Regions from separate parts of the Homo sapiens genome. Here region 2 is linked to region 1. Evidence: chromatin contacts called from ENCODE Hi-C or POLR2A ChIA-PET data. All regions are on one chromosome and are shown on one strand. The core of a region is the stretch at or near the end of the contact, and the rest is flanking DNA. Distances in the headings are between cores, read along the strand shown. Region 1 has its middle 40 kb from the start of LINC00703. Region 2 holds the start of LINC00703 (long intergenic non-protein coding RNA 703).

Evidence for each region. Hi-C counts contacts between places; a loop is a spot of excess contacts on that map. ChIA-PET counts read pairs that join two places held with the same protein, here RNA polymerase II (POLR2A). Pooled maps may share reads with other maps.
Region 2: a map of Calu3 shows a loop between it and region 1 (13-fold over the local background). The contact joins the promoter of LINC00703 here to the enhancer-like site in region 1. A Hi-C loop is called at or near these places in 3 of 168 maps with a recorded cell type or tissue (Calu3, HepG2 and breast epithelium) and 1 of 50 pooled maps. POLR2A ChIA-PET finds 5 or more read pairs at or near these places in 2 of 52 experiments (PC-9 and activated T-cell).

The regions. Positions count from the first base shown.
Region 1 is chr10:4,341,075-4,348,180 of GRCh38, forward strand. No RefSeq gene overlaps it. Among named protein-coding and RNA genes, the nearest start is that of LINC00703, 40 kb to the right of the region's middle. RefSeq lists an enhancer at 3,005-4,204. Within about 2 kb of position 3,562, at least 20 of the 41 ENCODE cell types and tissues checked have a DNase peak (open chromatin) inside an H3K27ac peak, as active enhancers do; they include PC-9, where a contact is called at or near this core.
Region 2 is chr10:4,382,936-4,390,489 of GRCh38, forward strand. LINC00703 (long intergenic non-protein coding RNA 703) reads left to right here and starts at 1,311. Exons shown (of 2, transcript NR_108055.1): 1 at 1,311-1,542. LOC105376372 (a long non-coding RNA gene) reads right to left here. Exons shown (of 6, transcript XR_001747337.1): 3 at 7,158-7,222; 4 at 2,648-2,911; 5 at 2,441-2,575; 6 at 1,279-1,508. RefSeq lists a silencer at 1,382-1,676.

The DNA of each region.
Region 1 (7,106 bases), core at 2,312-4,811:
CAAATTCCTTTTCTGCTTAGGGCAATGGGATTTTGATTCTTTTGGTTGCGTCCAAGAACTACACTTTTTTGATATCTTAGAGATCTTTTATTCTAATCTCTCTCATTTTGTAGAAGGAGAAATAGGCTGCTGCATGAGGTAGTGGAAACTGCCCCACTTTTCAGAACTTATCCTGGACCTGATGATCTCACGATTTCAAGTCAACATTTCTCTGTCATTTAGACAAATCTAGGAGGCAAATAAATCTCTAAGAATGAATAATGTCTGGAATGAGTGAGCCATAGTTTTGTAAAACAGATCATGTTTACTGTGAATATTGTACGGAATCTTGACTTTCTTATTCTAGAAAGACATTTTCAGTGATTTTTACAAACGTGCAACCACACTGAACAGAAGTGCTGATCACTGGCCATGCTGGGAGTAACAAAAGTTACCTGTTGTTTCCTAACATCTTTTTCAATATGTCTTGACTCTTTTCACCCCATCACTTGATTCTCTCCTACTTCCTAGGATCTGAGAAGCATTTAGAATCAGAAAAGGCAGAATTGGAATCTGAAAGGCAACAGAATCAGAAAATTTGAAAACTGATTAGATTTGGGGATGGAAACGAAGGCCTAAAAGATGACACTAATTTCTCAATATTGATAAGTAGATGAATTACTAATCACACACACCCCATACACACATACTCACACACATATACACACTCATACATACATACGCCACACCCACACACATGCATGTACACATAAACATGCTCGTGCACACACATACATATATGTACGCACTCATCATGCTCATATACACACATACATGCACCACATAAACACACATACATACATGCACCACACCCACATGCATGTACACACATAAACATGCACACACATGCACATACTCATGCTCATGTACACACATGCACACACACGGGTGCACACTCATACAAACACATATACACACACACACCTCCAAAACAACAAAGCAAAAAAAGCATACAAGATTCTTTAAGGAGAGTGTGCATTAAGGAGAACAATCATCCCTGCACTTAGGGAAGGAGAAGGAAAGATGTCACTGGGTAGCAGGGACAGCTGATAAGTGGTCAGGATGGGCACATAAGGATCAGAAGAAGAAAACCCCCAAGAATCAGAAGAGTAGCAGGCCATGAATGCTAAGAGAAGTGCATGTTCTGAGAACTGCAGGCCAGCAGGGTCAGCCTGGTGCAGGCCAAGGAGCAGAAGGACTCAACATAGGAGACTAGATGGAGGGACCAAGGTAGCATGAGGACCTTTGCAGGAAATGTCTCTCTGGTGTAGATAAAGTAGAACATCAGCGTTAGTCAAGAAATAGCCAGGGGTGGGAATGGGGAGGACCAGAATGTAAATAACCACTCCTTCCAAGAAATCTGCCATTACAAGAGTAGTGGGAGATGGTGTATTCAATCAGACACACATGGCTATAGATTAAATGTCATCTGCCTCTGCAAAAAGTGGAGAGTTGGGCCATTTTGTTAGAATAGGCCTAAATATTCTTATGGGACAAAAAGAAAAATAGAAAATAGAATGAGCCTGCTAGTTTACCTCACTCTGTGCACAGTAATTCCGGTGCTGCTTCAGATTGCATTTTAATAATGAGTTACCGCAATGCGATTCCACCCCGTACCCACTAGGGTGGCTATAGTAACTATTTTTTTTTTAATGAACATAACAAGTATTGCTGGAAATGAGGAAAAACTGGAACCCTCACACATTGCTGGTGGGAAAGGACTATGGTGAAACCACTGTATCCACTGTGAAAAAACGGTTGTTGGTTTCTCAGAAAGCTAAAGGTAGAATTACCCTATGACGAAGCAATTCCACCCCAAGGTATATACCCCCCAAAACTGAAAACAGGTGTTCAAACAAAAGCTTGTGTATGAATAATCATAGCGACATTATTCATAATAGCCAAAAGGTAGAAATAAACCAAATACCCATCCACGATTGAATGGATAAACCCAACATGGTCCACCCATACAATGGAATATGATTTAGGCATAAAAAGGAGAAAAACACTAACATGCGCTCCCACATGGATGAACTTGGAAAACGTCATGCTAAGTAAACAAAGCCACACACCATCTGACTCCATTTAGATAAAATCGCGGGAATAGGCAAATCCACACAGACAGAAAGCAAATTGAGAGTTGCTAGAGTCTGCAGAGAGGAGAGAATGGGGAGTGACAGCTTAATGTGTGTGGGGTTTCCTTCCGGAGGGATGAAAACATTCAGGAACCAGAGAGTGATGACATTGGTGCGGCACTGTGCTTGTACTACATGGCTCTGAGTTGTTCAAATTAAATGGTTAAGATGGTAAATTTTTGTATGAATTTTAATAAAGTATTAGTTGGTTGCTTTTTAAAATTGCTTGACCATTTATGTCTTTATAAAGTAAGGAATATGTTTCTTTTAATAGGGCTCAAAAACTAAAGATTCTGAAACAGTCTCTAGATAACCTTGTAACTGCTGCTTAGACTACGAGGTAGTAATCTGACAAATTTCTAAATTACATATGACTTTTAAATTGTTTTTAAAAAATTATTGTATAGTTGGTAAGCTCCTATTTGGAAACAAGGGAATAATGAATTCTTAAAAGAGCAAGATTCTAGAGATTTTCTGTGAGAATCAGAGGATAAAACACTTTTATTAGAGTCAATGAAGCCATGTGCCCCTAAATATTTTATTTTCAAATTTAAAGTGTATGATTGATTGTCCAAGCTGATAATCAGCACCAACCCTCTCTTGTTTTCCTCGTGTATAATTTATATCCTATTATTTTGAAGAAAGACCCAAGGCAACTGTGCTATCCACATGTGTACATTGAGCCGCAGTCTTCCAGCTGTGCAGTTTCCGGAGCATTAAAAGAGTTATTCTCTCTTAAAACACAGGCTCACATGCCTGAAGTCCCACTCTTAGAAAATGATTTGATTTCTCCTTTCATCCAGGATCCTCTGATAAAGTGCCACTAATGACTCCTGGAGACAGCAGAGCAATGGGGCCCAGGCCAACTGCGTCTTCAGAGTCTGCACTTGTGACAGAAGGGGGCATCTATGTGGAAACCTCAGCATCTTCTCAGTGCATCTATTCCACAGCTGATCTGGGCCAGCTTGAGATTCCCTCTCTCACAGCACCCTCCACCCACCTCACGGAGGAGGCAAAACTATCTCTCAACTTTCAGTGTGAGAGTCTGAAAATGGGGAAGCTTTAAGAAAGACAGGTTTTTTTTTTGTCTGTTTGTTTGTCTGTTTTGTTTTTTCCTTAAAGCCCAAGGCTACCATGTTTATTTCTGGCTTTGGGTTTCTTTCTTGAAAAAAACCCTTTGATAGAAAGCACACCTTGAGTGACCTGCGCACCTCTCCTTTGACACAGATCCATTTTGTTTGGGGAAGTTGCATGGGAGGCAGAGTTGAAGCTGCTGCAGAGGTTTGTATTTCAACAGATCATTCCAGCTATCCACGCTCAGCGCCAGGGAATATGGAGACTATAACATAGTATGTGGCTGACGCAAGTTGCCTACATAACTCAGACGAGAGCTCCACACCCTGGGGCTGTGCCTCGCCACTTCTGTGGAAAACATTCTTCAGAGCTCTTTGGAACAGGATGACTCACATCAGGGGGTATTTTTAGGAATCTGTGAACTTGCATTTAGCTTAGAGATGCAAGATCCATCCAGAGGAGCTCTGAGCCATTACACACGGGCTGTTTTGAATGTTGTAATTCAACCACGGTTTCTTGGTCTACGATTGAATCATCCTCCAGTTAAGCATCAGAAGAAAACAGAAAAAGACTGTTGCTACAGCAGGGCATTTGATAACATGCTAAGGAAATCAGTGCCGGCAGCGGCCCCATGTATATTTTTACAGAAGAGCACCTGCTTGTTCCCAGCTCATCTTGCAATACTTGCTTAAATTTTGCAAATTCACTCCTAGAAATTTGTTGGATTGCATTAAAATATCAACACTGAAATTAGAGGCAGGTGTAGTCAAATGCATTAAAATGCCACTCTAAGCAAGGTCAGCTATACATAGTGCTCATTTATTTGCAGCTTACCTTTCAAACCACTGGAGAGAGGGGCAAATTGGAACAGCAGGTGCGGCCTGTGGAAGCTTTAAGCAGCATGAGACAGTTTCCCCCTGGAAGGTTGGGACCTCCCAGATACGTGTGTGTATATTTGTGTGTGTTATGTATGCATGTGTGTTGTATGTGTTTAAGTGTGTGTGGTTTTTTAATTTTTGTTTGTATGTATGTGCATTTGTTGTGTGTGTGTGTTTGTATGTGTGTAGTTTAGTTACTAAATAATCAGTTCCAGGTAAGAACAAATCAGTCCATCCATCAACCAATGAACAGATGAGTTGTAGGCAGACCTTTCAATGCTGAGAAATAGAATCTTTGTTTCAGTGTCAGGATAAGGAAATTCTGCTGTCAAATGTCCAGAGAATAAGGGTTAGCATTATTTGGGCTTGGAGGCAAGAATTTCTCATCTTCCAGTAATGATCAAAACCTGAACAAATCTAATAATATGTAAATGTCCAAAAAAAGAAAGAAAGGAAGAAGGAAGGGAGGAAGGAAGAAAGAAAGGAAGGAAGGAAGGAAGGCAGTGAGGGAGGGAGGGGCAAAAATGGTGAAGTTTATGAATTAAAGGAAAAAGGAAAGATTTTAGTCAACTTAAATATCGTATTTCTTTCACAGCTGAAGTTTTCTTCGTACATGTTTACGTTTTTTTTTTTCTTCCCTGCCTGATATTTTGATTATTTTTGCTGCTGGTTTGCCAGTATGTAAAATTTTCTCACTGACTGTCCCTTGCCAGAACATGGAAGTCTGTGTTGATTGTTACACTACCTGGGTTGACCAGGGTTTAACGTAAATTCATGAACTTAACAGTGGATTCTTCTCCAAGTGGAGCTGTGATGACTAAGAGCACTCCCAGTTGACTTCCATTTCACAAACTTTCCCCCTTTCACTTCAGTATTATTAAAACAGATGGTGCCTTTCCAGTCCAGCAGGGAACTACAAAAACCAATTTTAGAGAGTAAATTGGAAAGTTGATGTTTCCTTTTAAACAAACAAAGGAGAGCTGAACTACCTCAGCCAAGAAAGAAAACCAGATCTCAAATGTTAACCTAAATTCAAACTACTATAAAGCAGTCTTTTGCTGAAAAACAAAGCACAGAACATTACATGGGACCCTTCAGTGAAAACTTTGATCATAGTTTTCATGTTTCTGTCAGGGTGAAAAGAAGAAATAGCAGTCTCTTTTGACAGTATTTTTGGTCTGGCCAAAAATAAGGACGTATCAGATAATCCATGCAAAATGTTGTTTTGATGTAATTTCCAGTCATCTTTCCAGACTCAAAAATATTTGGCTAAGAAGCAGCTGGAGGCTAGAGCCAGAGTTGAGTCTCACATGGTCATTTGTTAAGAACTGTTCATTAGTAAAGTGAATTCTCCAAACATAATTTTGATGTTCAAGTTACAGTCAGATGCTCACATGTAAATGCAAACAGTATAAGAATAAAATAAACTTTAAGAATATTTACTCTTAATTTTCATAGGTGTTATTATTATTATTTTTTGAGATGGAGTTTTGCTCTTGTCACCCAGGCTGGAGTGCAGTGGCCAGATATCGGCTCACTGTAACCTCCACCTCCTGGGTTCAAGCGATTCTCCTGCTTCAACCTCCCAAGTAGCTGGGATTACAGGCGCCTGCCACTATGGCTAGTTGGTTTTTGTATTTTTAATAGAGATGGGGTTTCACCATGTTGGCCAGGCTGGTCTTGAACTCCTGACCTCAGGTGATCCACCCGCCTTGGCCTCCCAAAGTGCTGGGATTACAGGCATGAGTCAACGCACCCAGCCATAGGTGTTATTTTCAAACTGCCAATATGCTTAATTTAGTCACTATCTCTTTGACTCAAAATTCCCATTAAATATATATTTCTGCAGACTGTGTGTGTGTGTGTGTGTAAATATATATATACACCCTTCTGTGTGTGTGTCTGTGTGTGTATATATATGTGTGTATTATACATATGTATATATAATACACACATATATGTATATACACACACATATATATGTATATATGTATATATACACACATATATGTATATACACACACACATACAAAAGGTATTTTGCCGTACTCTCAGAATGGTCAGTGTGTGATATTTACATTTTTCTCCCAGTTACTGCTCTTCAGCTCATGATTACAGAAAACATATATATTTACATATGTGAGTAAATGTATATATGTAATACATATACTTTATGTATACATATTACATATATAATATGTATATTTATCTTATACATAAAATATAGCATTCAATGTGATAATTTGGTTTTGTATATAAATGAAAGCATGCGAAGGAAAATCTTTCAATACACTTGTGTAAGTCGATGATACCTTAAGTCAAGAATAACATGAAACTTACTGTTTCAAGTGTTTTTGAACTCAATGACTCTCAACCCCTGGACAGCTCTGCCTTCCCCGCCCCACACACACCTATCACAGAGCAATCAAGGACAAGAACACACTTGTGTGGCTGGAACTTTGTATAAAGTAAAAATGGTGAAGTCTATGTATTAAAGAAACTCCAAATTAAGTGACAGGAAGACTGACGTCCAGTGTGCCCCCCGGGGCCTGTCTGGGGCCTGTCATTGTGCGTGGTGCAGAACCTGCTCAAAAAGCACCAGTGTATAAATGAATGAATGAGAAACTCTTGAGCTTTGAAAATGTCTTCCCTCCTCTTCCCCAGGTATTGTTCTAGAGAAGGGAGGATGTGAAAAGTAACTGAAATCTGCTGTACGAGTTTTAAAATCACCTGTAATTCTGCTACTCCTATATCACAACTTTTAATATTGTGGAAGATATTCTTCTTGTCAAATTTACTTTTCATTTACCAAAGTGGGAATATATTATACAGTTTCATAAAGTCACATTTTATCTTTCATAATGAGATCAAGCTACATTTCACAAAAAGGAAGAGAGTCTTGGTAGTATTTGCATTTTGTTGTAAACATAGACACCTCCTGGTCCATATATTTGCCTCCAGGGACAGTCACCTTTACTTT
Region 2 (7,554 bases), core at 61-2,560, 40 kb after region 1:
CAACTGCTATTACTGGGGTGGGGAATTCCCTCTCTTTAAACATGAACTTTCAATGTAAAAGGAGATCAGTGCTAATGTTTGGGAAGATCTGTTTATTTTTGACATTCCCTAGGGAGCTTTAGGAACTCTGGGCATCTCAGCCATGTATTTGTTTACCTTTGGTTTACCCAGGGAACAAAAAATCATGAAGAAATGCTGGACCAATTGTCATGGATTAATCGTTCATTAGTTACATAATTATTAGAGAAATAATCATAACACAGTAGATTTATTTCTAGAATAAATAAAAGAACATGCATTTTATATTAATTGATAGACAATATCATAGATAACACACATTAATATTCACTTCAGGTTTTATCCTGTTATTTCATTAATCTAGAAAACAAACTTTTTTTTGCTGGCTTAAAGTATCAGCTCAGTTTTTCTACTAATTTAAAATTGTACAATATCAGTACACGTATTATAATTGGTTGCCACAGGGTACAGATCACTATTTGTATGTGCAAAGTGGAAACTATAGCAAATACTAAATGCTAATATATGTGCTAAGTCTTAATTCATCATTTTATTTTGGAACAAAGGGAATCAAGGGAAATGTATTTGCCAATAAACTTTAATATATGTCTCCCTGGAGCAATGATTATAAGATTAAATTGCAGAGAAATACAATAGTATGTACACTAAGCGATTCAAAATATGTCATTCCCTACTAATTTGGTCAAAGCCAGGAATTTAGAAAAAGGAAAGATTAGTTTCTGTTGAATTTCATTTTATGCCTTATGTTAGAAATTTGTAAAACTGTCTCTTGCTGGCTCTCAGATTGTGAAATAACAATGAATGCAGCTCCAGGCAAGCTGCCTTTCAGGCAGACCTGTCAGGAGAGAGACAGACAGTTCAGGGTAATTCATTCTTGCCACCGAGTCTCAAGTGACTTGTGAAGGAATCTGGCATTTCTAAAATATAAATAGCATTAACTCACAGCAAGAAAGAGAAAGTGTTCTTCATGCTTACTGAGAGGCAAAAGATCAGCAGTGAGCAACGGAAAGCCATCATGGGGTTTAATGACAGGATTTTTAGAAAAGGGGAATTTCATAGTAACTAACTGTAAAGGACACACCTCACCAAGTCGACGGATTTCCTGAGGGTAATTGATTCCCAGTGTTTTACAAGTCCATGTTCTTCAGGATGATCTTAGTGTGCACAAAAATCATATGCAAATGAATTTTGGATCAAGATACAAAAATAAAATAAACCAGTGAAAATAAAATGAAGGGAACTAGGAAAGCGCAAAACAGACTCAAAGCCTTAATGTTTTTGCTCATTAATTCAGCATGTAACTCACATTCCAATGGAAGCAGAAGAGGTTGAGCCCACAATCAAACTGTCACTGAATTCTAAACCAAAACTGAAGTATGGACTTCTTCTCATTAGGGTCACGTTGCCAGGACTATACAATGAAATGCCTGGCCGTGAGAGTCCAGCAATTTTCTTTGCTCTCAGAGTTCCTGTTTGGAAAAGAAATCTGAGAACTTCATGGTGGTAAGTGTTATTACTTCAAGAATTCACCCCGTGGAATTCATAAATCATTGTATTTCTACTGCTGCTCTATTGAAGGACTAAGGGAAAATATGAGGAAACGTGAGTGAAAGGAGGTGTTAAGGAGGGTTTCCTTCTTTTCTTCTTTCCCTCTTTTTTGCTGCTGTTAATTTACATAGGATCATATGCTAGAACTGTTTCCCATTTGGGTTTTATTTCGCAGAGCCTACTGAGGAAAACATTAAAACATGCTTTAAACAGGTATTTGTCAACAGGAAAGACCAACAAGATAGGAAACGAATGATGTCCACTTAGCACCTATTTGTCACTGTGTCAGGGTAGGAATTGTCTTGGTCTTGTCCCTGGACATCTGTGGGTTGGTCGTTTTATTCAAATCTTTTTCCTACTGATTTCACACTGTTTTTTGGGTGTCATCACATTTTTAATATCAACAGGGTCCATGGCTTGGGATGCTTGACCACCATCAAAAGATCAATATATATGCATGAAGCCAGTCTTGTTAGACTATAGCCTGCCAGGCTATGAGACTCATGATTTCCCATCTCCCAGAGGTTAGAAGCTTTGGTGATCTTAGCATGGGCATAAACCCAGCCACTTACAATCTGTCCCCTGTTCATTTTTTAGGACTTTTATTTATTCTATGATAATATGTTCTGTTAGGCCAATATGCTTTATTATATCTCTTTGATGTCAACACAGCCTATAATCATATAGAGGCAAGGAAACGCCGCTAGATGATGTTCTATTCAGATGTAATGTGGATCAGATGGTGACATTTTATTCTTACTGCATTTGCTACCAACATGACACATGGTAGAAGTACATCCCCCATCTTCCTTGGATCTTATCGCAGGCCTTCCTACCTGACTGTGACTCTCACCTTCCTCACCTGCCTTCCTCTAGAGATGAGTGAGATGGCCAAATGGCCAGCAGCCCTGTTCCCATGGCAACACCTTTCCCAGTGCAAAAGAAGTTTGTGATTTGTGGTTCTCCCTGCTGTTGATGAGGCCTGAAACTGAATGAGATTTCATTTCTTAGACTTGAATAAATTGTATTTGAGGCGTCTTTTCTATCACAGTCAATCTACCTGTTATATTGGTCTCAGTGTCCTCGACTCTGTAAATACCCAGGGTATAGCCCTGGCAGGCGTGATGTGGAAACTCTTGACTGATATTCTTCATTCTTGCTGAAACATGCAAAGGCATGAGCTACAGGCTCAGACGGGAGGTTTACTGCCATGTCCTTTTACAAAGCTCCTTTTCCTCCTCTGTATAAGGGGAGTTGATGTGTGTGTCCTCTCATTTAAGCAGCCGTGCACTGAGCACATGCATCACGCTGCACACTGCTCCAGCTTACAGAGGAAAAAAAGAGAACAAAGCTGCTGTTTATGAAACATACATTCTGGTTGGGGAAGCAATAAACACACAGACAACTATTTGGGGGGATAACAGGAAACACGATCAAGTAAAGTAAAGTGTTAGAGCATGGGGGGTGCACAGCTTTCAACAGAGAAGGTGAAGACAAGAACACCTGCCGCCCACACTGTCAACTAACATGAGAAGTCCCTGCAGAGGTGAAGGGCTGGGAAAAAGGTAACTATTATCATGCTGTTGTGCCCGTTAATGTGGATTTGTGCTCAAAGTAAAAGCAAGCATCACCATCAGATATAGTAACAGAAGTGGTATGAAAACTAAATGATCACATCATGAGTAAAACCCATTCATTCTAATCACTTCTTTAATTTATTGGGCAGCTACCATGTACACCACACTGTAATAGATCATTCATATATAGTATTTTATTTTATGGTATCTACAGTCCTCTTTTACATATTCCCTCCACTTTATGGTTGAGTGGGCTAAGGTAAGAGAAATTAAATGACTTCCCTGGTGGACCGTGGTGTGTGCACTCTGAGATTGGGAATCCACCCAGGCCTCCAATCTCCTAGCTCTGTGCTCCTCCCTTCACATCTTATGACCTCCCTGGAGCTAGTTTCTCCAACTCTAAGAATTCTGCATCAGTGAGTAGGTTATGGATTGGCCATTTCACTTGGTGTTTGGAGAAAACCCTGCCTTGTTACTTATAATGCCCTCTCATATGGTGATGGGTTTGTGAGGTTATGTTGAGAGCTAGGTGTCCCATTGGGTGGGATGGAGTGGGCATCAGGATGAGTCTCTCCGGAGGGGATGGGAATCTCAAATGCCAGCCGCTGAATGATGAGTGGGTGCTCAAACCGGAATCTGGATTTGTGAAGGTGGATCGTAGGCTGGGAAAAAAGGTCATATTTTCTCACTCCAACTCTGATAAGCTGATAGGTTTAGCACAGGGTATGTTTTAACCCTATATTTGAGGTTACATATTTTTCCCCATATTAAGGCTGTGGTATATTTTATATTGTGTATTAGTCCATTTTCACACTGCTATAAAGAACTGCCCAAGACTGGGAAATTTATAAAGAAAAGTAGTTTAATGGACTCATAATTCCACATGGTTGGGGAGGCCTCGGGAAACTTACAATCATGGCAGAGGGTGAAGGAGATGCCAGTACCTTCCTTCACAAGGCCGCAGAAAAAGAGAGCAAACGGGAGATGCCAGACACTTATCAAACAACCAGATCTTGTGAGAGTGCCCTCACTATCATGAGAACAGCATGGGGGAAACCACCCCCACGATCCAATCACCTCTCACCAAGTTCCTCTGTCCACACATGCGGATTACAATTTGAGATGACATTTGGGTGGGGACACAGCCAAACCATATCATATTGAAAAACAAATTATCCAAATTCATAATAATGTATGTCTTCTTTCCATTAGTCTTTAGGAAAATCGTTCTTGACTTAGTTTACTTCTCTATGCTGCCGACAAGATTGATGTTGATGATAATGGTTAGTAAGAGATTATAGACAGCCCAAATTACATGGAAAATCTAATCCAAGCACTGGACCACCACCATGCTGATGAAATGTTTTCTTGGGGATATTCTTAGTGGTATTCCTCAAAATCAAAAGTTAGTTCTAATTGTTCTATTTTAGTAAAATTTACCCCCAAAACAGAGTTTGCTGTCCCCTTGGCTTTTAGAACAGAACGCTGTGATACTTTGGAATTAACTGATTTTTAAAAATGTTCTTTTTCTTACTAAAAAAAATACCCATTAGTATCTCTCCTAACTATTTTCATAGAGTTCAAGTACTGCAGTAAGAGCTCCATTAGGATTTTATTTTAAGCAAATTATTTTTATTCTTTTGACTTTTAAAAAATTTTTAACATTTATTTTAGGTTCGGGGGTACAAGTACAGGTTTCTTATGTAGGTAAATTTTGTGTCATGGGGGTTTGGTGTAAAGAATATTTCATCATTATTTTTTGTCTCAAAAAATATAAAAAAGTATGTATCTTCTTATTACAGAAATAACTTTTAAAAATCATCCTGAGTAGTAAATTATCAGCACTAAAGCATATAGAAATTGGCTTCATAAAATGAGAAAGTGTCTCTGCTACTTTCTGGAAGAGGTCAAAGGGAACTGGTATTTCTTCTTCATTAAATATTTCATGGAATTCACCAGTGAAACCTTTTGGGACTGATTTTTTTAATGTCATTAATTATTAATTCCACCTCTTTAACAGATATAGCACTACTCAAGTTATATAGGTTTCCTTTTATGGGTTTTGGTAGTTTGTGCCTTTTAAGGAATAGATCCATTTCATCTAAATTATCAAATGTATGACATAGAGTTGTACATAGTATTCCTTTAATATCATTTTAATCTCCATAGAATCAGTAGTAAATCTTACTTGATTTCTGGTATTTTTAAATTTTGCCTTCTCACTCTCTCTCTTTTTAAAAAAACTTTTTCTCATTTAACCTGGCTTGAGGTGTTGCAATTTTACTGATCTTTTCAGAGAACCAGGCAGCTTTTTGTGTTGCCGATTTTTTTCCATCGTTTCCTTGTTTTCAGCTTCATTGACTTGTGCTCTAGTGTGTGTTATGTCTTTTCTATGGCTGGCTATAGGCTTACATTGTTCTTTCTTCATTTCTTAGGTGGAAGCTTATGTTATTGATTGTAGATTTTTTTCTAAGTATGCATCCAATCCTATAAAATCCCTTTAAGAACCACTTCTACCACACTCGGCCCATTATATAAGATGCATTTTCCTTTAGTTAAAAATAGTTTTTAACTTTTCTTGAGACTTCTTCTTCGACTTGTAAATTATTTAAAAATATATTGTTTAATTGTCATATATTTGGAGGGTTTTCCAGCTATATTTTGGCTATTGATTTCTAGTTTAATTCCACTGTGTTGTAAACACATACTTTGTTTGATGTCTATTGTTTTAAATTTGTTAAGGAGTGCGTTTTAGACCACAAGATGGTCTATATTGGTGAATATTTCCTGTGAACTTGAAAAGAATGTGTATTCCACTGTTACTAATGTATTCTATATATGTCAATTTGTATGTGTTGATTGATAGTGCTCTTCAGTTCAACCATATCTTTACTGATTTTCTGTCTGCTTAATCTATCAGTTAAAAAAGGTGGGGTGTTGAAGTCTCCAACTGTAGCAGTAGATTTGTGTATTTCTTTCTTCAGTTCCATCAGGTTTTGTCACATGTATTTTTACCCTCAATGGACGCACCTTGAGGATTGTTATGCCACGTGGAAAATTCAACTCTTCATCTCTCAGATAGAGCCTGTGCCTTGCAGTGCATCTGTCTGTAATTCACTGTTATTATATTACGGGCGTGGTGGGGAGGTGGGGAGGAGGGGAGTGTATACCATCTTCCCTTTACATATCAATGTTTCAGGAGACAGTGTCTTGGAGATGTAGCTTTCACAAGTGTCTCTCCAGTGGTATAGCTTTTTTCTCTCCACTATCCTTTCTTCCTTCTATGGCCTTGATATTCTCCATCTATTTCCTTGAAGTCCTGACTGTTATTGCTTGTGGGTTTTGGAGGAATACCCTTCCCCCACGGGGATATGGCTTTGACAGCATCTTTTTCCCTAGTGTGTAGGTCTTTTTTATGGAAAAAGTTATGTGTTTTACAACGATTACTTTTATCTCCCCCCTGAAATGACCAAGAGGCGATGTTTCTCTGATTTTCACTGTAAGAAGTGTGGGTTCCTGGAGGTAAAGTCCAGGAAAGTGCGAGCTCCCCTAAGACTGCAGCGCCACGCTGGACACTAAGCCTCCCGCAGGTCCTCCAGTGACCATGCCAGTGTTCCTAGCCCTCAGGGATCCAGCAGCTTCTGTTCCAGGTGAACACCTCTGGGCTGTGTCTCTCCAGATGAACCTGTCTCTCCAGATGTTGGTGCTGTAGTTTGCTTTGCAACCTCAGTTCTCTGATGGCTCTTATAAAGTTGTTTTCAGTTTTTCCAGATTTTTTCTATTGTAAGGACAGAGTGACAGCTCCAAGTTCTTTCATGTTAAAACTGAAAACCTAAGCCCATACATATTGTATTTTAACAACTGTAGACATATGATTAAACTTGGACATTTTTAGATTAAATATCTTCCCTTAACTAGAGAGCTTACTTGCCAAGATGATGCAGTTATTAAGTGGTATAGAAAATACCTTTAAAATTACACCCAAGCTCATACCTGTAGCTGATAGTGAGTCAAAACTCCACAGATTTTCCAAGTCAAGTCAGTAGGCTTGCTAGAGGCTGGGAAGACAAGAACACAACATCTAATCTTGTCATCAAATTAAAAAGAACATGACGTAAGTATTGAAGAGCCGGGGCAGGCATCTGAAGAATATTAAAATACCCTTGTGTTAATATGAGTAGGATATAGTGAAAAAGTTAAATAGACAGAAGATGAGTCCAGGAAATCACAAGATACCAGGGATCCTGTCTTCATCCAGAGTTTATGAGTTCCTCCTTTTATGACATGCAGGACAAGTGAGCCTGTGGGGGCAGAGCTGATGCACATGTTCAGTAGGGGAAGAACTCACCTCATTTAAGGACACAGCTCTCAACTAATGATGCCATCAGTA